Regions from separate parts of the Homo sapiens genome. Here regions 2 and 3 are each linked to region 1. Evidence: chromatin loops called from intact Hi-C (ENCODE). Cell type or tissue: PC-9. All regions are shown on one strand.

The links. Hi-C counts contacts between places; a loop is a spot of excess contacts. Peaks named below come from ENCODE experiments on the same cell type or tissue, not always from the same donor. Only the 100,000 strongest peaks of a DNase experiment are listed, where the experiment ranks them.
Region 2: a loop joins it to region 1, with 7 times the contacts of the local background. A loop is called at or near these places in 4 of 110 quality-filtered maps.
Region 3: it touches region 1 in a loop (10-fold over the local background); 5 of 110 quality-filtered maps call a loop at or near these places.

What each region holds. Positions count from the first base shown.
Region 1 is chr1:115,542,962-115,550,961 of GRCh38, forward strand. No RefSeq gene overlaps it. Among named protein-coding and RNA genes, the nearest start is that of VANGL1, 95 kb to the right of the region's middle. RefSeq lists an enhancer at 2,845-3,732. In PC-9, CTCF peaks have their summits at 3,379 (motif pointing right) and 3,595; a DNase peak (open chromatin) is centred at 3,130; H3K4me3 peaks cover 832 bases; H3K27ac peaks cover 3,142 bases.
Region 2 is chr1:115,711,778-115,719,777 of GRCh38, forward strand. CASQ2 (calsequestrin 2) reads right to left here. Exons shown (of 11, transcript NM_001232.4): 8 at 6,063-6,117. Among named protein-coding and RNA genes, the nearest start is that of CASQ2, 53 kb to the right of the region's middle. In PC-9, CTCF peaks have their summits at 3,336, 3,537 and 5,955 (motif pointing right); DNase peaks (open chromatin) are centred at 1,614, 2,334, 2,864 and 3,244; H3K4me3 peaks cover 1,024 bases; H3K27ac peaks cover 3,530 bases.
Region 3 is chr1:115,466,052-115,474,051 of GRCh38, forward strand. No RefSeq gene overlaps it. Among named protein-coding and RNA genes, the nearest start is that of NGF, 130 kb to the left of the region's middle. In PC-9, CTCF peaks have their summits at 3,837 (motif pointing left) and 4,040; a DNase peak (open chromatin) is centred at 4,270; H3K4me3 peaks cover 1,165 bases; H3K27ac peaks cover 3,846 bases.

The DNA.
Region 1 (8,000 bases):
AGAAGGAAAGGGAAGGCTTTCAAGGACTTGTTTTTATTTTTATTTTTTAGAGATGGGGGTCTTGTTATGTCACCCAGGCTGGCCTTGAACGCTTGGTCTCAAGAGATCCTCCTGCCTCAGCCTCCTGCGTAACTGGGACTACAGGAACATACCACCATACCCAGTTACTTTCAAGGATCTGAATTCAGGTCTGTTAGTCTCCAAATAACTGTACTTTTAACCACTACTCCTTAAGAATTTGGTCATTCAGGATTAAGTTTAGCTGTATAACCAGAAACTCCAAATAATAAAAGTTTAAATTAGATACAAATTTATTTTCCACTCACATGAAGAAGTCCAGAGGTAGTCAAGTTGTGGCTAGTGAATTCTATTAGGGGTTCAGGCATCTGCAGTGTTCTTGCTTTGTCCTCCTTAGCACAATGTTTCCACCACTGGGTCCAGAGTGGCAGCCTGAGCTCAGCAATTCCATCTGCATTCCAGCCAGCAGGAGTAAGGATGAGGAGAAAGGGCATGTTTCCTTCCTTTGGGGGCGTTTTTTAGACGATACATACCAAACTTCTACTTGCATGTCATTTGCCATAACTTAGTCAATGGCCATACTAGCTGCATGGGAAGCTAAAAAATGTTACCTTTGTTTTGGGCAGTGAAGTGACCAGCTTAAAATTAAGAAATTGATTACTAAAAAGGGAAAAATGGTTATCAGGATACAACTAGTAAGCTCAACTACAACTGTTAGACCTAAGTCTGCAATGCTAAGCCACATAGTAAATGATGAAAAGTCAAAAGTAGAGACTTGAATATATGATGTAAATTTTTCTAGGTCGCAATTTTATGCATGGTTTAATGTTTCATTTTTGTCCAGTTGTTAAACTGTTTGCTAGATTAACAATATTCATCTTGAATGTAAAATGTTATAGCCACTATGGAAGACAGTTTGGTGGTTCCTCAAAAAGTTAAATCTAGAATTACCCTATGACCCAGCAATTTCACTCCTAGATATATACCCAAGACAGCTGAAAATATATGTTCACACAAAAATGTGTACACAAATATTCATAGCAGCATTATTCAAAATAGACAAAAATGTAAACAGCCCAAATGTCCAGTAATGATGCATGGATAAACAAAATGTGGTCGGTCCATACAATGAAATATTCAGCAATAAAAAGGAATGAAGTACTGATACATGCTAAGACACAAATGGACCTTGAAAGCATTATGCTAAGTGAAAGAGGCCAGACATAATGGCCACATATTGTATGATTCCATTTACATGAAATGTCTAGAATAGGGAAATCCACAGAGACAGAAAGTAGAGTAGCGATTGCCAGGGAATGGTGGGAAGGAGGCACAAGGGTGAGGTTTCTGTTTGGAATGATAAAAACGTTGTAGAAGTAGATAGTAGTGTTGGTTGCACAACATAATGAGGACACTAGAAATCACTGAAGTGGATACTTTAAAATGGTGATTTTCAGCCAGGCATGGTGGCTTACGCCTGGAATCCCAACACTTTGGGAGGGTGAGGTGGGCGGATCACTTGAGGTCAGGAGTTTGAAACCAGCCTGGCCAACATGGTGAAACCCTGTCTCTACTAAAAATATATATATTAAAAAATTAGCCAGGCATGGTGGCGGGTGCCTGTAATCCCAGCTACTTGGGAGGCTGAGGCAGGAGAATTGCTTGAACACAGGAGGCAGAGGTTGCAGTGAGCCAAGATCGTGCCATTGCACTCCAGCCTGGGCAACAAGGGCAAAACTCTGTCTCAAAAATAAATTAATTAAAATAAAATAAAATGGTGATTTTCTGATATATGAATTGTATCTCAATTTTAACAAATTATCTTTGGTTCCATATGCAGCTCTTTAAAAAGGAAAAAAAAAAAAAAACCCCTGATAAACGTTATGTGTATGTGTGGTGGGAGGCAGGTATTTTATACACACAATGGTTTGGTTAATTCTGATGTTTGTAAACAACACAGATTAATTCCAACTTTCCCTTAATGTCCTCAGAATCATATTTTAGCTGTAGGAAGACAAACATTTAAATTTTTGCTTGTATTTCGAATTTTTCCTAAGGATGCCTGTTATGGTCTGAATGCTTGTGTCCCCCCAAATTCACATTTTGAAACCCTGCCCCTTAATGTGACGATAGCAGGAGGCAGGGTCTCTGGGAGGTGATTAGGATAAGATGAAGTCATGAGGGCACAGCCCGCTTGAGTGGAAGTAATATCTCCCCAAGAGAGCTTGTTTCCTCTCTCTGCCGTGTGAGGACACAGACCAACCCTGGGACAGTGTTGGAGGGGAATGCAAAGGCGGCAGGATCCCCGGGAGCCATTGAGGAGGCTGCTTGCCCCGTGGAGACAGCAGAAAGCAGGCTTGACAGACCCAGAAACCAGAAATTCAGAGTGATGGTTGCCAAAGTGCTGTCACTCAGCCAAACAGGGACCTGGCTCAAATGTTGCAAAGTGAAGCCTGTATCTGCTCCACAGGAGCCACAGGCCAGAGGTCCGGCTGTTGGTGCTACTCTGGGACTATCACTCAGGACAGCAGGCACAGGCGAAAGGCGTCAGACCTGGAATGAGACCGCTCTGAGTGCCCCGTGCCCCTCACTCCCTCCGTGAGCCTGGAGAAGTCTCGTTCCCTCTTCAGGCCCCCTTTTGTAAAAGAGACGAGGCAACTGTTTTTCCATCTGGGCTCTCTGGGCTCTCTGGGCCTCCTGGGATCCGAGGATATAGGACCAAGGTAAGCTCTAGTTTCATCAGGTCTCTTTGGAGTTCATTTAAGAAAAAAATAAATAAAAGTGTACTACTGATCATTGATAACAAAAAGACAGGGCAAGCTTGAAGGCCACAGCACTACGGGAGGGTGATGCACCCTCTGTCTTCGCTTTGAATGCTCTGATCTCAGAATCAGTAAAGCCGTGGCTGTGGGATCACTCTCAGTCATGGTGAAGGTATGCGAAGAATCTGCAGTTATGTTCCATCATGTGGTTTGCTAACCAGAGGGAAATTACCCCTGTATCAGATGCCACAATAATTGTCATTCAATCATTTTCTTGTTGCCCAGAAGGGGAGTAATCATAAAGGAAGGGTGGTGTCAGCGGTGTTGACATGGGGCCAACATATCTGGATGGAAAGTGAAATCTCAGTCAGTCATCCAGGCTCAAAGCCCAAGCAGAGAGGCCCCCGGGAAGGAGCACAGGGCTGGGAGTGAGTGTGGGGCTGAGAAAGGGCTGTGCCAGGAGGCCTCCCTGCTCCACATTCCTCACCTGCGATCCCTCACAAGATGACCAAAACAACCCAGTGAAACTGCCTTGCTTGGAATACATACGCAGGAGGAAGTGCCCTAGCCACAGGAGGCTGTAATACACTAGAGGGCAGTGGTGCCCAAGGCCATAGGGAGGGAAAGTCCCATGGAATGCGGGCAGCCTTTCCCTCAATCCCTCTGACCATTCCTGTGGGGGAATGCAGGCCCAGGGTTGCCAGATTTTCTCATTTTCCAGTAGAAGCCAGAAACATGGGTTTTTATGTGACATTTTCCCATTTTTAAAATACTTTGCAGATCAAACAAAACATGTTGCTAGGCCAGAACTGATCCATTAGCCATCAGTCTACAACCCCTGAATTCCAAATGAGTGACTTCATTTTAATGAAAACACCAAGAAAATTAGGTAAAAGTGTTCATTCTCCTGAAAATTTGGTCCCTGGGAGCACATTATTTATTCAATCATCAAGTGCCTACTGTGTGCCAGGTACAAATAGAATGCTAGAAGTTTTCTATTTTCTCATCTCTTCTCTGACCATAGGTCTTCTTTTCTCTGTTTCATTCATGAACTTTTCTGTATATGGGAAAGTGGGAAGAAAAATAGAAGGGAAGAAAAATATAGGCCTGGAAAAAAAGTTTGGCAAGGTGTCATTCCACAAGTGGAGGGTAAAATTGTGTCTCCAAGTCCACCGTCTTCATGCACTGAGCAACTAGCACAGAGCTGGTCACCTGGTTATTGAAAGACACAGCAACAATTGTAGCATATGTTGGTTGGTCACCCATTACCTGCCAGACCCAGTGGTGTTATTATGTTACTAGGCGGTGAATTTTAGTCCTCATTATACTTCTATGAGTCAGGGACTTCCTTTTATCACAGGAGGAAACTGAGGTCTAAACAGACTAAGTAACTTGCCCAAGTTCATAGAGCTCTCAAGCTGTAGGCCTTAGATCTTAATGAAGTTGTGCCTGACTCCAGAATACACACCTTCACATTGTACTGAATGAATGAATGAATGAATGAAGAGTGAGTGGATGAGTAAGCTGAGGCCCTGCTCCCTCTCCCCCTCATCTTTCACCCTCCATTCCCACCCTGCCCTCCCAACTCATGTGCTGGTTCTGAGACTGAAAGATCAGAATTACATTTTTGCAGATTTCCCAAAGGAACATTGGGGCCATCACTCCCCTTAGTGCCTCAGGACACTAAGCTGGCTGGGGCATTGCCATCTGCCTTGGCCCTTCAGGAGATGTCAATGTCTAGATACCCACTTAGCTTCCTTCCTGTCACATTGATACACTCAGCATCATTTGCCTCTGAAATATGTTGTGTGAAGGGGAAAGATTTGAGAAAGCAGCATGTTTTACAGATCAAGAAGATTTCTTATTTACCAGTGTGCTAGTTTCTGTTATTTTTTTCTGTACCCTAGTGTATAATCAGAGCTCATAAAAGTGCTACCGTGTGGGAGGTCTACATTTCCTCTCTATTAAGCATCCCCAGATGTTCATAGATCCTGACACTTCATGCCTCCCGCCTTCTTTGGTTCACCTTCCAGCCTCACGGCTCCTCTTTGCTTCAGTTGAGGAGCCAAGCATGTCCCACTCTGTGGTTCACTAATCAGTCATCATTCCCCAACGTCGCAACTCAACGTCTGCCTAAAAGTCTGTTTCCCCCTTTATGTGGTCAGGTGTCTGTTATCTGCTCATATTCAGAAATCACTCTTTTATGAGAACCTGACTACCAACTGCAGATGGATTTCCTTGCTGCTTTTGGAAATCGCTGATAGCACTTCCTCCTTGGTGCAATCAGAGGAGTCCCTGTGTGGTACATGCTGACCCAGTGGCTAGACAGGGGTTCATCAAACATTTTTATACATTGCGGTTGGCAAACTCTCAATTTCAGGAGATGCTGTGATGAAGCAAGGAAACACTGTGGTCCTCCAGATAGGTCTGATGGTCTATTGTTGCAAAGTATCATACCCAAAGGATGCTTGGGATGGCCCAAGTAGGGGCTTTTCCCATGAATCCAGTCAAGGACCAGCTCCACAGGCTTACGGCTCTGGCCTGAGGGCTTTGATCTTTATAATTTCAGAAAGGACAATGCAGGGGCTTAGGATGATCCAAGACTTGGAGTCTGCAGAACCGGGATCGAATCTCACTCTGCCATGTACTAGTTCTGTGATATAAAGAAAATCACTGAAATTCAGGGCTTCATTGTCTTCACTTATGAAATGGGAATAGCAAGAACAAAAATCACTTCACAAAATTATTGTGAGAATTAAATAAGTGAGTATGTGTGGATGTATTTGGAACAGAGTAAGCTTTTATCAAATATTAAATGAATTTCCGAAGTGAAAAAAAATGAAGATGTCCTCTTTCATTTTCTCTTCTCGCCATTAAGAAGAGAAATAGCATCGCCACAGGTGAGGGGCCTGCACCCAAGCTCAAGAACCACTCTGTTGGCATGATGGCAGGACTCAGGCCATCCTAGTCCTAGTTTCTTGACTCTACCTAGCCAAGAAGTCTTGTGTCACTTCTTTACTCCTTTATTTTAAAATTTTATTATAAAAATTTTTAAACATACAGAAAAGTAAAAAGAATGGCATAATGAAGAATCTACTAGCTAGTTCCAATTATCAGCACTCTGGCATACTATAACATGAATGCATATATATGTATGTATAATATGTACACATGTACACACACACACACATATCTATTTGCTAAACTATTACAGACATATTGGTTCTTCATTCCCAAATACTTCACCAAGCATCTCTAAAAGTTGTCATTGTTTATATAATTACAGCAATATTATGCAGTAACCAAATTAATAGTTCCTTAATATCATTTATTATCTAGTTCATGTTAATACTTCCCCAATTATTTCCAGAATATATATTGTAACATTTTTAGAAATGGGGATCCAATCAAAGATGCATTTGGTTGTTAAATCTTTCAAAATATGTAACAGACCACTTCTCCCACTCCCAGCCTACTGCCACACACTTTGTTCACTTTCATACTAAATTCGACCCCTGGGCTATGACAGTGATCCATCAGCTGGCATCAGCTGGCACTTGAGCTGGCTTCTGAAGCTGGCTTGGATTGACAGAGCACAGCAGTGTGTGAAAGAGGCCTGAAAAAGGGAGCAGCATGGGTAGAGACACAGAAGGAGGGGGGCCTGGAGTGTGTATAGGACACTCTGAGCTGTTCAGTCCAATTAGAGGGCAGGAGTGTCCTACTGATACAACCCATCATGGTGGAAAATACAAACTTGTAGTCCATTTCCAGAAAGACCTAACTTGTTGTCAACCATGGGTATACTAGGTATCCAGAAGTCAGAACAAACATTTCTTCACTGTTACCTTGGAGTAGAGCTGCCTTTCCCTCAAAGAGTTACTGGGAGGTCTCTTTCCCCTCTAGTCTTCCTCCTTCATGTTGGACTCCTCGGCCTCTAGGACCTTGGCTTAAGTTCACTGCCACCTTCTTAACCTTTGTTGCCAAGCCCCATGTCCCTGGAGCTATGCTTTCATTAAAGAGCAGCCTCTACCAGGCAAGCTGGTGTCTCTCCTAGTAAACCGATTGCCTCTCATAGCTTTGATTCCTTATCATGCTAAAATGCACTAAGGATAGGGATGGTGAGAGGCAAGAGGGGTGACGGGAGCAAAGAACCCTGCACTGATAATTGAGACAGGCAGAATTCCCAAGTGGTAGAAAGTGGGTTTGGAAGCATAGGTTGAATTTGGTCACCAAGAATTTCTGAGCAAGGGAAAAGCCTAGTACGAACACTTGAAATGTGTCAATCTTGGAGTGAAGCATAAAGTAGGCTGGAAAGAAGTAACTAAATATGGGGAGATTCCGGTGGAGAGGCTATCTGGGAAGTGGTAGGTAACTCTGAAAGCATGAATACCACTATCCAAAGAGAATGCTGAGATAGAGAACACTGCTAAGGATGACTCTTCAGGGCACACCCATGAACTGGGAGGTCAAAAGAAGCACTGAGGAGAAGGTAAAACCAACTCATTCTGAGAGGGAGGAGGAGAACCAGCCCATCCCTGTATAACAGTAACAAGTGGAGAGATTTTCCAAAAGGAAAGATTGGTAGTAGTATCCCATGAGGAACTGCTGTTGTAGAGATAAGACCTGAGCAAGCTACTTTGAATGGGGTGTCCAACAGGCAACTTCCTTCAGGCCACCACTGGTCCATTGGCATCTGTCTTCCTTTCGGGGTCCTCCTCTGCCAGCCATATTCATCTCTCCACTGAACTCTGGGTCCCATCCCCTTCTGCCCCCTCGCTCAATCAGTCTCCCATCTCCTGTCTTAATCCTCAGCCAATGAAGAGGCTCAAGACTCTTCTATCTTAAAAATGTAAACCAACCAACCTCCCTCAATCTTACATCTGCATCCAAATCTTGTCTTCACTCTCTATTATGCCACATTCAAACTCTTTGAGGAACTTATCTGTGTCCATTTCATCTCCTTTCATTCATTCCTTACTGCTGTCCCTTTCATCAGTGCTATCCTCATTAGGTTCACTGATGCTCTCCATACTTTTCAGTCCAACAGGCAATTTTCTGCCTGTATCTTATCTGGCCCTGTAAGTCATTTGATAATATTAATTAATTTCTTTTGCTTACGATCGCCTCCTGCCCTGCTTCCGAAACAACACTTCTTCCTATTTCTCCTCACACCTCTCTGTGTGTTCCCTCTCCATCTCCTCTGCCTTGAAATGTGTTGGA
Region 2 (8,000 bases), 170 kb after region 1:
CTGAGTAGCTGGGACTACAGGTGCATGCTACCATGCCCAGCTAATTTTTGTATTTTTAGTAGAGACGGGGTTTCACTATGTTGGCCAGACTGGTCTCGAACTCCTGACCTTGTGATTCACCCGCCTGTAATCCCAAAGTGCTGGGATTACAGGCGTAAGGGTTTTGTTTGTTTGTTTGTTTGTTTTCAGCAGGCAGGTATAATTTGAGTTCCCACAACATCTTAAGCCCAGAGCCTGAGGCTGAGACACAAGGGTGAATAGGACAGGTCCTCTCTCAGAAAGACCTTGTTGGTCTCTAGACCAGAGCTCACTCAGTAAATATGGAATTCTCAAAAAGCAGCCCAGCATCTGAACTGGATCCTTTGGGAAACCTCAGAGGGACAGACAAGGCTGGGAGCTCTCCTCTCACAAGATGGAATTGCCAAGAAGTCACCCGTGAGAGTCAGACATCCGCGTAGGACAGGGGACATTGTCTGGGCCCCACAGCTATGAGACGGCACTTGAGACATGTGAATACGCTACCACTCCTTACCACACCCTCTTTCTCTGCCTGTCTTCTCCTGGCGCTAAGATCCCAGAATTGGTGAAAAAGTCAAATGATATGGTGTTGTGATGAAGAGAAGCTTAAGCTGATGGTTACAGAGCCCAGACTCGGGGCTGGACTGCTGGGTTTGAATCCCAGTTCTATCACTGATTAGCCATGTGAGCTGGGGACATTATTTAACTTCTTCGTCCCTGTACTTTATCATCTGTACACCGGGGAAGATGATAAAAACAGCACCTAACACGTCGGGTTGTTGCAAAGGTTAAATATGTTGATACTTGTTAAGTGCTTGGAATAACATTCAACACATAGTAAGAACCAGGCCAGGCACAGTGGCTCACACCCATAATCCCAGCACTTTGGGAGGCTATTGAAAATACAAAACTTAGCCAGGTGTGGTGGCCCATGCCTCTAATCCCAGCTACTCGGGAGGCTGAGGCAGGAGAATCGCTTGAACCCGGGAGGTGGAGGTTGCAGTGAGCAGAGATGGTGCCACTGCACTCCAGCCTGAGCAATAGAGGGAGACTGCCTCAAAAAAAAAAAAAAAGAAAGAAAGAAAGAACCAAATGTTAAATTTGGTAAACCAAACTTAAAATCAAAAGCTCAAGGAGGCAGTTAGTGGTCCTACTTGAGACAATTGGTCTCAAAAAGATTTTTACAAGAACCTGAAGCAGTGGAAGCTTGGATGGAACAGAGCTTGGAGACGTTCCTTCCAGGGCCTGTCACTAATTCTGTTCCACGTGTGCAGACAGCAGCCTTTCCTTGCATTTCCAGCTTGTTAGCGCTAATATTCCCAGTGCCCTTTGAGGATATCCATCTAGCATGCACTCATGTAGAAACGCTGCTTTGCAAACCTTTCATCACATGTTATAAAGAAGATGTCAGCCTGACACAGACACATCTAGGGGTGGTGAGGAAGACAGTCATTCATTTTCAAACCTGTCAGACGAGCGGCTCTGGCGGGCACTTTGAGCGCAGGAGCTGGAGGAAGACTGGCAGCACCACCAGGCAATGGGCAAGAGCACAGGGCTAGGAAATGTCCTTCCCAGCCAGGCCTGCCTAAGGGCATGGGATGAGTACAGCAGGAGAGATCTGGCGATTAGGCTCGAGGGCCAGGAGAGCAGACTCTGCCTCCTGGCAGGTGGAGGTGGGAGTACAGGGTTGCTGCCTTCCCTCAGCTTCCTACCCTGGGTGAACTCAAGCTCTTGGCCATGAGGATCATGTCAGAACTGCTGGGGGAAGAAAGTGGTTGGGGCAGCTGGATCACTGGGACATGTGGTTGTTGCTGCTGTGTAATCTTAGATCCCAAACCTGGACAGACAGTGGGAGGAAGCCTGACTTTTCTTCCCTAACTAGGCTCTCAAGCTTCCAGGTGGTTTTGTGCTCTTCTCACCTCCGCCTGCTCTGCCTGCTCGTGTCCCCTTCCCCAGTACATGCGGCAGCACTGCACATGCTCAGAGCCTGCACTGGCTGGGGCATTGTTTGGAGTTGGTGTGATAGGGTGGACTGTGCACAGGAGGGGCCCTTGGGAAATCTAAGCTCGATTTCCCACTATTCCTATAACCCTGTGATCCCGAACATGCCACTGCATTGCCCTGGGTCTCCGCTTTCTTGTCTTTCAAATGTTGGAGGTGGAGGAGATGGTGAAGGGCAATAGAGAGGCAGGAAGGAGGATCGAATGATCACTTAGCATAAGGCCCTGCTACAGACGTATATGCCACTCAGAGTTGCTAACCTGACGACTTCATATAACTCTATGGCAGGGCCTTGTGGTTAAGGGTGTGGGCTGGGAAGCCAGACATCCTCAGCGTCATTCCAACTTCATGCTTCCCAGTGAGGTAAGCTCTCTCAGCCTCAGCTTCCTCAGTTGTAATAAAAATAATGCCTTCCTCATGGGGTTCTTGTGTACATATAAGTACACAGTAAGTGACAATCATCATCATCTTCCTCATAGTCATGATGTATTTAGAGGTCAAGATAGCCTGCTTGAATTTGAATCTTGGCTTAGGTATAGTGAGTGATTTGGGCAACTTATTTAACCTCTAAAACTCACGTTCCTCATCTGACACTAGAATAATAATCATCATGCACGTATTACAGAGTGGCTTTAGGTGCTAAATAAGGTCATCTACATAAAGCTCCTAGCACAGTTCCTCAATACTGTTAGTTCTTTAAGAAGAACTGTATTATTTTCCTGGAGGTATGATCTTCTTCCTTGGGGTGGTGGGGTTAGGTGTTTGGTTGGGGTGAAAGGCCATGTCTAACTTGTTAGCAAGAGCAAAGGAATGCAGAGGGACTGTTTTGCAGGAATGACATTCCTAGTCCTGCAGTCAGGCCCATTGCCCCAGGTTACACATCAGTGCTCTGCAGGTAAATCACTGATTAACCACAAATTCAGAGTCAGGGACTTTCACAGACAAGTCTTTCCCTTTCCCAACCCTGAGTGGCAAGGCCCTTGCTCACAGAAGATGCTTCTAGAGCTCCTCCCTATCCCCCTGCCCTCACCTCAGTGCATGCTTACAGCTTCCCAGTACAAGCCCCAGCTTGGGCTCTTTTGGGGAAAGGCACAGCTTCAGGCCCAGGGATATTTGTGCAGGGAGGAGGTGGAAGTAGTTTCTGGAGCTTGATTCATTACAGCAGCAATCTCGGTCAAACAGGTTCTTACAACTTCAGGGAGGCCTCTTTGTTCTATTGTTCCAAAGAGCCAGACAGGCTTCCCCACAATCCTGGAAGGTGGCAGGTGAGGTGGGGAAGGAGCCCTCTGGAGTCTGGCCAGCAGGCTGCTGCCTATGGCAACTGCATCTCTGTTCACATAACACCAGGGATCCGATTCTGTTTGATTATAGCTTGTAAACCTTAGGCAATTGGCTTCCTTTGCTATTTGCTCCTCCAGGGAAGAGTGGTGGCCGGAACCTGTGGAAAACCCACTGAAACCACACTAGCTTTTTCTTGAGAGGTGGAGACAAGGGCTAGATCATGTTGAAAAGTGAAAAAGACAAGAGAGTGCTCAGATAATTCAGAACATAAATTTGGTTTTGATACAATGGAATATTATTCGGCCCTTAAAAGGAATGATATGTGCAATGTCATTGGGACACCTTGAAAACATCATGCTAAGTGAAAGATGCCACACACAAAAGGCTACATATTAAATGATTCCATTTATATGAAATGTCCAGAATAGGCAAATTTTAGAGATAGTAGGTAATTCCTGCTTGCAGAGGTGGGTGAGAGAGAAATGGGAGTGACTGCTAATGGCTATTTATCAAAATGTTCTAGAATTAGATACTGATTATGTTTGCACAACTTTGTGAATGTCCTAAAAACCACTGGAATCTTCACTTTAAAAGGGTTACTATTATGGTATATGGATTATATCTTGATTTTATAAATTATATGATAAAAAATGTGGGTTTCACTCTGTAAGAAACTATGGAGGCTATTAGTGTATTGCCAAAAAAGGGAAGGAAAAGCTGGTCTGCCAGTGAAGATTTTGGGGCTCTGTCTTGGTTGGTCATCTAACTCTCTAATCATCTGCCAGACAAATATTTATTGGGCGCCTACCACGAGTCAAGACATTGTGCAAGAATCAGCTATATATTGATGAAAAAGGCGATCTGTTCACCCTTCATGATCTGCCACTAACTGTGTTCTCTTGGGCAGTTTGTTTAACTTCTCCAAACCGCTGTTTCCTGATCTGTCTAGTGGAACCATCTCTAGATCTCTCCCTATGAGTATACAAGAGACTGAGGTCCCCAGCAAATACCATGAAAGTCTACATTCCCTTGACTTCTCTGGTTACATTCTGGGTTGTCCCAGGGTTTCCAAAATGCACTTCAGAATCTGTGCTTCCACTTTCTCTTGGGGACTCTCTGTCTCACAGAGCACTGCCATAGGGAATTGCTACCTGCAAAATCAATTTTCCTGCACTTCACTCTCCACTGGTGTTGAAAAGAGTGAAACCAGAGAAAAGTTGTCCAAGTTCCAAAAACAAAGTTACCCATCCATTTACAGGGTCATCTTGCACTTTCAAAATAAGCTGCTCATTTTCCCCAGGTCTCATTATTTAGGGGAATGTTTCCTACTTCATTTCCTAAGCACAGACAATATTTTATGGATTAAAGTATACATTTATCCTATTTTCAGGTAGAATTGTGGTTGATATAGGCTAGATGGCAAAATAGGTAAATAAACTTTTAATGTGAACAGAAGTTCACACGTGCACACACACACAAGCACACACACACCCTGTAAAGCTGGTATGTTTTAATATCTCCCCCAGTGCCCAGTGTACCTTTCTATGTTTGGGCAGCAAAGCAGAATGTTTGAGGTTCTTGAAAGCATCTCCAAAAACACTTTATAAAATCAACTGGAGAAAAAAATAAAATCCCGCTAGGCTTCCCACACCATCGGCAGCAATCGTGAAGCTGGCTTGCCCTCTGGCCCACTTCTCTTCACTGTGTACTACCCCAGGATAATGTAGCCCTTGTCACAAGACTTGTTGTCCCTTCTCTGTTCTATAGACAAAATTTAAGACATGGTGAGATTAAAAGTGATATGGTTTGGATCTGTGTCCCCTACCCAAATCTCCTGTTGAAATGTAATCCCCAATGCTGGAGGTGGGGCCTGGTGGGAGATGATTGGATCGTGGGGGTGGTTTCTTATGATTTAACACCATTCCCCACTTGGTATGAGTTCTCACAAGATCTGGTTATATAAAAGTGTGTGGCACCTCCCCACCACCTTGGTCCTGCTCCTGCCATGTGAGATGTCTGCTCCCGCTTTGCCTTCTGCCATGAGTAAAAGCTCCCTGAAGCCTCCCCAGAAGCAGATACTGCCCTGTTTCCTGTACAACCTGAAGAACTTTGAGCCAATAGAAGCTCTTTTCTTTATAAATTACCCTGTCTCTGGTATTTCTTCATAGCAATGTGAGAATGGACTAATACAATAAGATTTCCATTTGAGTTTCTCTTTTAGGTTCTGCATACCAATAAAACTACTGACATCAGCTGGTCTAAAAGGCTGAGCAAGGAGCTGACTTATGGAAGAATGCAGTTTCCACATCCTCACGATTTCATCCCCTTACCCAGATCAATCAATGACCCCAATTTTCCAGGCCCTCACCTTCCATGATCCTCTTAAAAACCCTTGCCCAGAACCCCTTGAAGAATTGGATTTGTGGCCTGAGAATCCCTCCTCTTACCCATTTGGCAGCCTTGCGATTATTAAACTCTTTCTCTGCTGCAAATCCCACTGACTCAGTGTGTTGGTCCATTGCTGTGCAGCGCTGTAGGAACCTGGTAGTCTATAACATTCTGATTTGTTCACACCTTTTCTTCTCTTAGCCGTGTGCACAATTGAAAACGAACTCATACTTAATGGGCGACCACCAGGGGGTGCCCAATATCTTGCAGTTGCATTGTGGATGGGATGTGAGAGAAGAGAAAGGTGAGGGCTGGCAAAGGTGAGAAATCAGTTCTTGCTAGAGCTGTAAAAGAGCAGGTTGAAGGTTTCCTACCTGGATCACTCTTCTCTGCAAAGGCCACAATGTGGATCCCATTCAAATCATCTTCCTGTATGAGAAAAGTAACAAAAGTTACACTTCCAGCTGGAGGGATGCAAAGGACTGAGCCAGGGACAGGGACTCAGAAGCTGGAATGGGAATAGGAGAGGTAGGGAGAGGTGTGGAAGCGGGGATGAACACAGAAGCACAGAGGAGTACAGCGGGGCTCACATTAAGGAAGGAATGCTGAGGAGCAACTGCCAGGAATGCATAGGGTTTGGATCAGGGACTCAGATAAATGAGTTTGCAAGACAGGAAAATACCAACCACACGCAAGACATTAGCACTAAATGAGCCTCACTCCTGTGGTCTGGTGGTTCCAGGAGTGCAGCAGTAAAAGGCAAAATGAGAAAGAACATGAGTCTGGTTTATCAGGAGATCTGAGAGCAACAATGGCTCTGGAGGCAGCTCAGTAAAAGCAGCTGTCAGTCTCTGTTTCAAGAATTTACCACTGGCAGATAGAGTCAGTGATACACCAGATTATGGAGGCTTCTGAATGCTGTGGACAGATCCTGAAACTATATCCAAATGGATGGCAGACAGGAATCATTGAGGTCAATTAGGATGTGGGCTGGTGTTGTTCACACAAGAATCACAGACAAGGGTTGTGCTTCCCTGTTAGGACCCTGCCTACAGAACCCATGTAGTGTGTAGGGGACACTGCTAGAAGTGGCCTCTAGGTGACTTCCTTGAAGTCCTTGCCCAGTCAGTATAGGCCTCCAGTGCATTTCTGAGGCTGCAGGAATTGTCTGGAATTTGAGCGTAAGGAAGGTTGAGGGTGTGCGATTGAGAAAAGTGGTGTATGGCTGTGGGGGCAGGGGCAGGAAGAAGAACCTAGAGAGAGTATTTTAAGTCTATGGGGCAAACAAGGCGCATTTCATGTCTCTACACCCTGGGCAGCAAGGACCCTATGCCTTGTGTCTCCTTTGCAATGATTATTCCTGGAGAAAGAGGAGCTAGAGCTTGGAAGGGGCTCTGCTATCACAAATGTGATTCTCAGGAGACTTGGGGAGGAATATGTGTGAGAAAGAGGCACCTGGGGACAAGGCCGAGTGCATAGTGATGATGAGACATGGGGAGAGGTATGCTTTGGGCACCCTGAACATCATATCAGAATCATCCTATGGAAAAACCTCCAGGCGTCTCAACCTTCCCATGATCTCTGTTTCCATTTCAATTGATTTTAATGCTGGCGCAATCCTATCTAAATGCTAATTTTTTTCCTTTGAGTTTGGAATGGACAAAGCCTCCACAAATTCTAAGAAAGATTAAATGGAAAATATTATTATTAAAAACAAGACAGTGGGCACTGCCTTGGTCAGATTCTCTGGAGAATTTAATTTTACAGATACGCATGTGTGTGCCTGTGTGTGCCGGCTTATTACACAAATCGACAGCAACCAGAAGGGGAGTCTGAGGTTTCACTGTTTTACATTTGCTATTATCGCCAGACAGAATATCCCGATCAGTTCTCATTAGGCTAGCCTGTGTCTCTGTCTCCTGCCATCAGATGGGAGTGAGCGCTGTTAATTCTGTGAAGCAGGCTTCATTTCTGTGTGCCCTGCTAGAACGCATTTGGAATTGGCTTTAGAATTAAGAATCCATATTTGTTTTCTAGAAGGCTGCTCATAATACGGCTGTCACTCCCCAGACCCAAGATGGTCCCTGGAGGGAGCACTGTCACCAAGGGAAAGAGCCTGTCACTGTGTGCGTCACAAAGATTCAGCATGCAGACCTGTATTCCACATCCACAAGGAAGCAGGCCAGCGCTAGGTGCCAGGCATTTTCAAGTAATAAACTCACAGAGCCAGAACCCATGGGCAAGCTGGCAAGTTGGGGTTACTCAGTGAGAACCCAGCTTGCACAGGGGAGGAATAGCTGTGCTGACTTCAG
Region 3 (8,000 bases), 77 kb before region 1:
GGAGGGGGGCAGCATTGAGAGCCCTGGGTCTGACTCTGTCAGGAAACAAGCCTGGAGGGTTCACCCGTGCTCTGGATGTAATCAGGATGTAACGCGGGGGAAGCCAGTCAGGAGCAAAGCCAAGGTTAATACCAAGGATGGAGCTTCAAGGAGTTAGAAGGCAGGGTCCGGGCTGGGGGGCTGGAAACCTAGGTTCAGTGCCTTCCCAGCCCTCACTATCCCTAGGCAGTGCTGTTCCTCATGAGCCTCTGCCCCTGTGGCAGCCCACAGCCAGGCTAAGACAGGGCTGGGGACAGCATTCCTCTCCCACAGCCCTCCTTCCTCCCTGGTTCTGGTCTGAAAACCCAGTCACCCTTCACTCACCTAGCTAGGTACCAAGGGTAGGACTTATTACCGAGTGCCCTGCCATCTGCCCCAAGGTAGTAAATGAGGGCAGAGGAAAATTGCAACCTCCCCATGTTAAATGTGTAAAAGGAAAAAGACTCTGAGGCCACAAGGCTTGAGCGGATCACAGGGAGCAAGCACCAGACTGAGGGGAGGCATGGAGCAGTGGAGGAGGAGACTCCTTGCTGGGGACTCCTGCTGGAGCTCTGCGGCCCCTGCACCTTCAGTCCCAATGCAGACACTGGTGCCTTCAGACCAGCCAGAGATGGGGTGGCAGGGGTACAAGTGTTCCCACCTTCCTAACATCCCCAGTTTTTGGATATGTGATGTCATCCAATCCTCATGACCCAGACAAGGAGGATCCCATTCCAAAAGGTCAAGTGCCAAAGTCACACAGCAAATAGATCGGTGGCACATAGGTAGGCCTAATAGCTGTGTCTTTTGATTCCTGCCTGGAGGCCCTGCTAGGCACCCCTTGCTAGGCATTGTGGGAAACTCAGAGATGTTTGAGACATGCCCCTTGCCCTCAAGGAGTTTGCAGCTTAGCTAGTAAAAAGGGCACGCTTAAGATGGTAGCATCCACTCCTGCCTGTGAGAGCCTCCAGCCTGCCAGCCTGCCCTATGGATTTTGGGTTTGTCAACACCCACATGTCACAAGCCAATTTCTTGAAACAAAAAAAAAAAAAAGAGAGAAGAAAGAAAGAAAAGGAGGTGGGGCATGGGCACAGTTAGCTCTACCAGAGAAACAGCACAATACAGTGGTTAAAAGTAAGGCTTGTAGAGTTCAATGTTCTTGGTTTAAACGTCATTCCACTAGCAGAACTAATGAGGCCTGGAACCATGGGTAAGTTCCTTAACTGCTCAAGTCTCAGTTCATTCATTTCCAAAACAGGGATATTGGCAGCACCTGCTCCATGGGTTGCTTTGAAGATGTAATGAGATAATGTATGTAAAGCTCTTAGCGTGCTGCAGCGAACATTGTAAGAACTCTGCTGTCATTAGTACTAAGGGCAGATTATCATAAATGTTAAGATGTAAAAGGCAGCAAAAAGGCAAAAGAAAGGATTAAGGCAGCCTAAAGGGAGAAGAAAAATTATCCGTTCTGTGCCAAGTCCTATGGGAACAAGCAATTCATTAAGGCTGGAGGAAGGAAGGAGGCAGGGTTGGAAGAAGATCTCAGAGAGAAAGAGGATTTCAGTTTGGGGAGTGCAAATGGGATCAGAAGACCTGAAGGTAAGTAAGCGGGAAGGTTTTTTAGTAGTCATGGTTGCTAAGCCTGTAAAATGCTCCAGATTTCACGGGATCTTTTCTCATGTCTCATCTTCAATCACACTCCCAACAATCCAACATTCCCATTTTCCAATGAGGATATTGAGTCTCAGGGAAGTTGAGCGGCAAACCTTGGGTCATAAGTAAGAGTCTGAGCCTGAACACACACCTGACTTTTGTTTCCAAAGCCTCCTTTCCCTGCCCCAGGTCCCCAGGGAAAAATTGTTAGGCTGGGGGTAGGATGAGGGGGTGGGTGACCACAGGCCCAGGGCAGCCCCACCCACCTCCCTGTAAAGGTATAGGGAGGTGGAAAATGTCCTTCCTTGTTCTCTTCCAAAAGAAAAGATTCAGAAGAAAATTGGGCCAGGGGTGGAAGGGGAGTCAGGCTTTTGAAACACAGTTATAGAAATCTCTCAGCTGTTACGTGCAGAGCATCAGGCAGGGCGCTTCTTGAGATCTGCTTCCATGAACCCATTCTCAGGGTGCACTCATTGCCTTATGCACACTCAATTTACATTGACTGAGCAGTGGGCAGCTCATTTAATCTGCACAGAGACCCTCTGAGGTAGGTGCAAATATTAAGCCCATTTTCATAGAGGTGCTTAGAAGAGGCCCAGACAGGTTAAGTTGGTCAGAATCCCACAGGTAGTAAGAGGAGGTACCTGGATTCACATGTGCCCCCTTGCCCACTACTATGCCCTCCACACCATATGGCACCACCTCCACAAGCCTCAAGCTGTGCAGTGACAGCTGTGGGGCCCCAGGAAAAAACTGTGCAGGGGCAAAGGGAAAGGGGAGGCCAGTGTGGACGGGAATCCTGGAAGTAAGCTTCCTAGATGAGGTACACATGCAGGGCTTTGAAGGGTTAAAGACCTGGGAGGAAAACAGGAATTGGAGAAGGAAGTGATTTTCTGAAAGGGGAATTGGCAAAAGTAAAGTTTCTGGGCAAAAGGCTGTTTGGAGTGAATAGTGGGAAATGCATCATCTTTGGGGTAAAGCCTTCTCTGACCTTCCATCTCCCCATCCATAAGAGGAGAATAATGAAATTACCTGCGTCATGGGGAGGGTGAGAATCAAATAAGATCTTAATTGTGAAAATACTTTCTGTTTTTGTTTTTTTCTTCTGAGACAGGGCCTCGCTCTGGCACCCAGACTAGAGTGCAGTGGCACAATAATGGCTCACTACAGCCTTGATCTCCTGGGCTCAAGTGATCCTCCTGCCTCAGCCTCCCAAGAAGCTGGGACTATAAGCACATGCCACCTCGCCCAGCTAATTTTTTTATTTTTTGTAGAGATAGAGTCTCACTTTGTTGCCCAGGCTGGTCTAGAACTCCTGCCCTCAAGCAATCCTCCCACCTCAGACTCCCAAAATGCTGGGATTACAGGCATGAGCCACCACACTCGGCTGAAAATACTTTCTGAATATTAAACTGCTGTATAATTATGACAAGTCATTTTGATTATAACCTTATGCTGACAGGCATGAAAGTTGTGTTCATGTTGTGGGGCACAATGGTGGGACAGTAAATAGAATGTGCAGGGTATGAAAAAGAAAAAGTAGTGGAACTGAAGGACGACCTGCAGCCGAGAAGTAAGGGAAAGTCCACATAGGCATGGGGAAAGGCTACTTTGCAAAGCTAAGTTTGCCTGGGACCCTGGGGCCTCTTGGACAACAGCTGAGGGCATCTTCCTCCAGGCTTGTTTAAACAATCTTCATGTCGGTGAAGCCCAGGAGGTCTTTATGGAAATATGTCAGGCCCTTCATCAATTCTGAGCCACCTTCATTCCATTGAGCCTCATTTTCCACATCTATAAAATGGGGATAACTCAGCTAGTTTGCGGAGTTGCTGTGGGCAGTGCACAGGGGGTGTGCAGTGTTTGACATGCACCGAGAACAGCTCAGTATGCTGGGAGTTTCCTAGGTCTCTTTTTAAACTCTGCTTCCCAAAGGTGAGAGGATGGTATCTGGACAAAAAGCTGAGGAACTGGGACTGGGCCTAACCTCATCTTTCTTAAGGACAAGGTGCACAGGTGCTCTGGCTATGCCGACTTCTCCTTGCCCAATCCAGTTTAATCTGACCACCTTACCCTCTATCCCCTGGCTGAGTACCTGCCCCCAGGTGTCCCAGAGCCCCAGCAGGCTGTGGTGGGCTTCTGCTGCCACCTATAGGCCCCATGTGGCACTGCCTCCCCCTGTCCAGCATTGAGGCCGGCATTCCCAGCTTTCACCTCCTCAAAGGGGATGCCATTGCATGTTTCCTCATCTGTCTCCCTGCCTGCTAGAGTGCCTTAAAGGCAGTGATTATCTGCTTTACCTATATCTCCACTATCCGGCCCAGTGCAAGCGCAGAGTAGTTGTTCAACACGTGCAGAAGGAATGAATGAGAAAATGGCCTTGCAGTGATGGAGATCACAGAAAAAACAAGAGGAACTTAGTCGGGGGTTATTTAATGCCAGCACAGGTGACTCACGGAGGCTTGTAAATTTCCCTTCAGAGGCTTTAGGAAACAAAGTAATTCTTAAGTGCCTGGGTTAAGGTTAGGGCAGTTGTGCTAGAAGCAGGGGGTGATTCAGGGAAAGTACGGGTCTCTTCTATTTTTGTTTCACTTCCCTGGGCCAGGACCTCCCCCTAAAAAATGTCCACAGTCCAGGAAAGCCTGAAGGAGGGAGTCATAAATGTGGCCTGGCTCAGTGCCAAGTGGAGACAGTTCAATGAGGCTCTCCTGTGGCCCTTACCAACGACCCGGATGTGAGTGCCTGGCTCGGCCCCTCCTTCCTCCCTATCTCTTTTCTTTCTTGGACCCGAGGCTTTCTTTGCCTGCAAGGCCCACTCTTTCTCCATTGCCTTTAAAAAAAAACAGATTTAGGGGGTACAAGTGCAGTTTTGTTACATGGATATATTGTGTAGTTGCAAAGTATGGGCTTTTAGCTTAGCTGTCACCTGAATAAATGGTGTAGATTGTACCCATTAAGCAATTTCTCATCCCTCACCCACCTCCCACCCTTCTAAGTCTCCAGTGTTGACTACTGCATTTTCTACATCCAGGCATACAAATTATTCAGCTCCCACTTACAAGTGAGAACACGTGGTATTTGACTTTCTGTTTCTGAGTTGTTCCAAAAAAAAAAAAAATGGCTTCCAGTACCATCCATGTTGCTGCGAAAGACATGATTTCTTTCTTTTTATGGCTGAGTAGTATTCTACGGTGTACACACACACACACACACACACACACACATATATCATGTTTTCTTTATCCAGGCATTCATTGATGGACATTTAGGTTGCTTCCATATCTTTGCTATTGTGAATAGTGCTGCGATTTTTTTTATGTTCTCCACTGTCTTTGACTGAGGAGCTGAGAAGCATATGAACACCCTAGAAAATTCCCTTTATACAGCTGGAAAGCCTGAGACACATAAGGCAAGAAGGAGCTCAGAAACCAGAGTCAGGATCAGGTTTATAATCAGGCATCCAGGATCTGGCCCTCAAGCCCAAGTGTCACTGATGGATGGGGAGGGGAATGAGACCTCAGGCAGGGTTTTCTGTGACTGGCTGAGCACAGCTTGGCCTCTTACACACCAGAGGCTACTTAAGGGTCTGGACACCTTTCAGTTTCGTTTTCAATGTCTTTATTTTGCCCCCTTGTCTCACTGAGGCTCCCACTTTCTAGGAAGTCATAAGACAAGGCTAAGTCTCCACCCCAGTCCCTGCTGGAAAATGGAAACCCAGAGCACCTATATGATCTGCTGAATCCCACCCTGAGAGCCAAGGGTGAAACCAGGGGAGACCCAAAAGCCCAAGGCTTCTGCACTCCCTTGAGCAGCCCCCTTCCTTTTACCCCGACAAACCCAGTCCTATGGCAGGAGAGGCACTGGCATCTGCTATGGTCTGAATGTTAGTGTCCCCCAAAATTCACGTGTTGGGACCTAGTAAACAGTGTGATGGCATTACAAAGTAGGGCCTTCGGGAAATGATTAGGTCATGAGAGCCCCACCATCAAGAATGGGATTAGTGCCCTTTTAAAATAGGCTCAGGCAAGCTCCCTGGCCTCTTCAGTCATGTGGGGACACAGCAGCAAGATGCCATCTATGAAATAGAGCACCCTCACCAGATACTGACTCTACCAGCACCTTGATCTTGGACTTCCCAGGCTTCAGAACTATGAGCAGTACGTTTCTGTTGTTTACCCAGTCTAATGCATTTTGTTACAGCAGCCCAAACAGACTAAGACAGCACCCCACTCCAGACCTTCAAAGTTGCCTTTGCCATGGGTTCAGCCAACCTCTGGGTGCCCTCCACCCAGTGCAGCCCTTACACTGTTTGTGCTGAGCCACAGGACCTTTGGTGCCTCTTCCTAAGTCTCCTGCCCTGCCATGGTTGGGCAGTCCTGCCTCATGCCCAGCTAAATTCCTCCTGCTACCATTGCATCTGCTTCCTCCCTGCCTCTGCTCCCATTGGCCCTGAGAAGAGAGAGAAAGTTGTCTCCTAATTTCTAAATATGGTCACCAAAGTAAAAACTGTTCCAGGAGCCCCTGGTTCCACCCCGGAGGCCATATCTCAGTCTTTCTGAGATTGAGACAGGATTGAATTTTCAAACTCACCCCAAGCGGACACCTCCATTCCCATCCTTAGTCAACAATGTCTTGAGTGCTTAGTCTGTGTCCAGAATCCTCTTCCCATTCTGGTGGTAGCAATTATTTTAAGAGTATCATTTGAGACAAAATTGTCAGAGGTATAGTTACATAATAGGAGCTGAAAAACACAGTCTTTGATTGGTGAAATAATTTGTCCAAGTGCCTGACCCCAGGACCAACCTATCCTTATACCTAAGCTAAGTCTGCAACCATATTGGCCAGACCTACACACAGCCTGCCTCAGAGCCCCACTGCCAGGACCTCACTTGGATAGACCTGAGCCTATGCCTCTCTGCCAGAGACTCAGAATCACTAGGACTCCTTGGGATCCACCAGGTACATGGAGAATGGGACAGGATTCGCTATCCACTACAGTTCAGGGGAAAGTCAAACGCCTCCTGAGCCAGGACATGGTGACTGTGAGTGGGGCCACCCCAGGCCATCTGACGTCTGCTTTTCTTGTCCCAAGGCTCCCTTCCCTTTCAGGGCTCATGCCTGGGGGAAGGTGCCCTCTGGCCCACCCTAGAGCCTGGAACATTGAAGAACACCCAGCTCTGCTGGAGCTGCAAAGAAGCAGAGTCTGTGATGGAGCAAACAAGAGCTATTAGCTAAAAGCTGGGGGGCTGTAAAGGGGTTTGCCTCTCACTTGCATGTAGGGCAAGTGACATGGAGACCACCCCCTGTGAAGAGCAATAACTCATCTCACACAGAGATGGCCAACTTCATTCATTCATTCATTTCTTCATTTGTTTTCTTGTTCATTCATGGAGTCAATAAATATTGGGTGCTTATGTGCCAAGCATTGTGCTAGGCTCTTGGGGGTACAGCAATGAACGCAGTGAACAAGATAGAGCTGCTACCCTCATAGAATTACTCTCTAATAAGGAAGACATGAACCATTACGATGTGATAAGTGTTGCAGGCATACTGGGAGCACAGGGATTAAAACCGTAGATGCTTTCCAATTCTAGGCCGAGTTTGTGTGCTGGGTCGACTTGGGGGCACTGTTGTCAGCTTTTGAGAAGGTTTGTGATCTGCTCCAAGCTGCTGGGTTTAGAAAGATGGTATGAGCTGGAGACAAGGTACATAAGGGTAAGAAGGTGAGCCATAAGCCAGCAGCAGAGATGATAAAGACAGATAGGGTCAGAGTCCAGGGAAATCTCAGGTAAAATGGAGAGAAGTCTCTGGTTGGTGAGAGGAAGGGAGGCAGTGAGAAAAAGCCACTCTGCAGTCCGGTATGGTCTTGGGAAAAACCGTTTTAAAGGAGGGGGATGTGGGGTAAGGGCAGATGGCAAGCAGCTAAGAGGTAGATATTGGTGTCAGGAAGTAGAGGTTGCAAATGTAGGCTGCCCTGAGAAATTCAACAGGAAAGGGAATGTGGTGGGTAGGAGGTTGGGGGTGAGATCCAGAGAGAAGCAGGGTAAGGAAGGGTGAGGGTTTTTAAATGCTAGGAGATGCCTGAGTATGCTTATAGGTGGGGGAAGAAGCCAGTGGAAAAAGAAAGACTGAAAATCAGGAAAAAAGAGGAGATAATTAAGAGCAGAGGAGCCTGGAGGCTCTGGGAGGGATGCAGAGAAAACAAGTAGGAGGAAGGCAGGCTTCCTTGAGGAGGGGCTTACCTCTTTATCCCAAGGAAAAGGAAGGAATGTGAGATCCTGAGGTATGAAGAGGGAATGGGAGAAACTTGTGCTAACACATGCACTACGTAG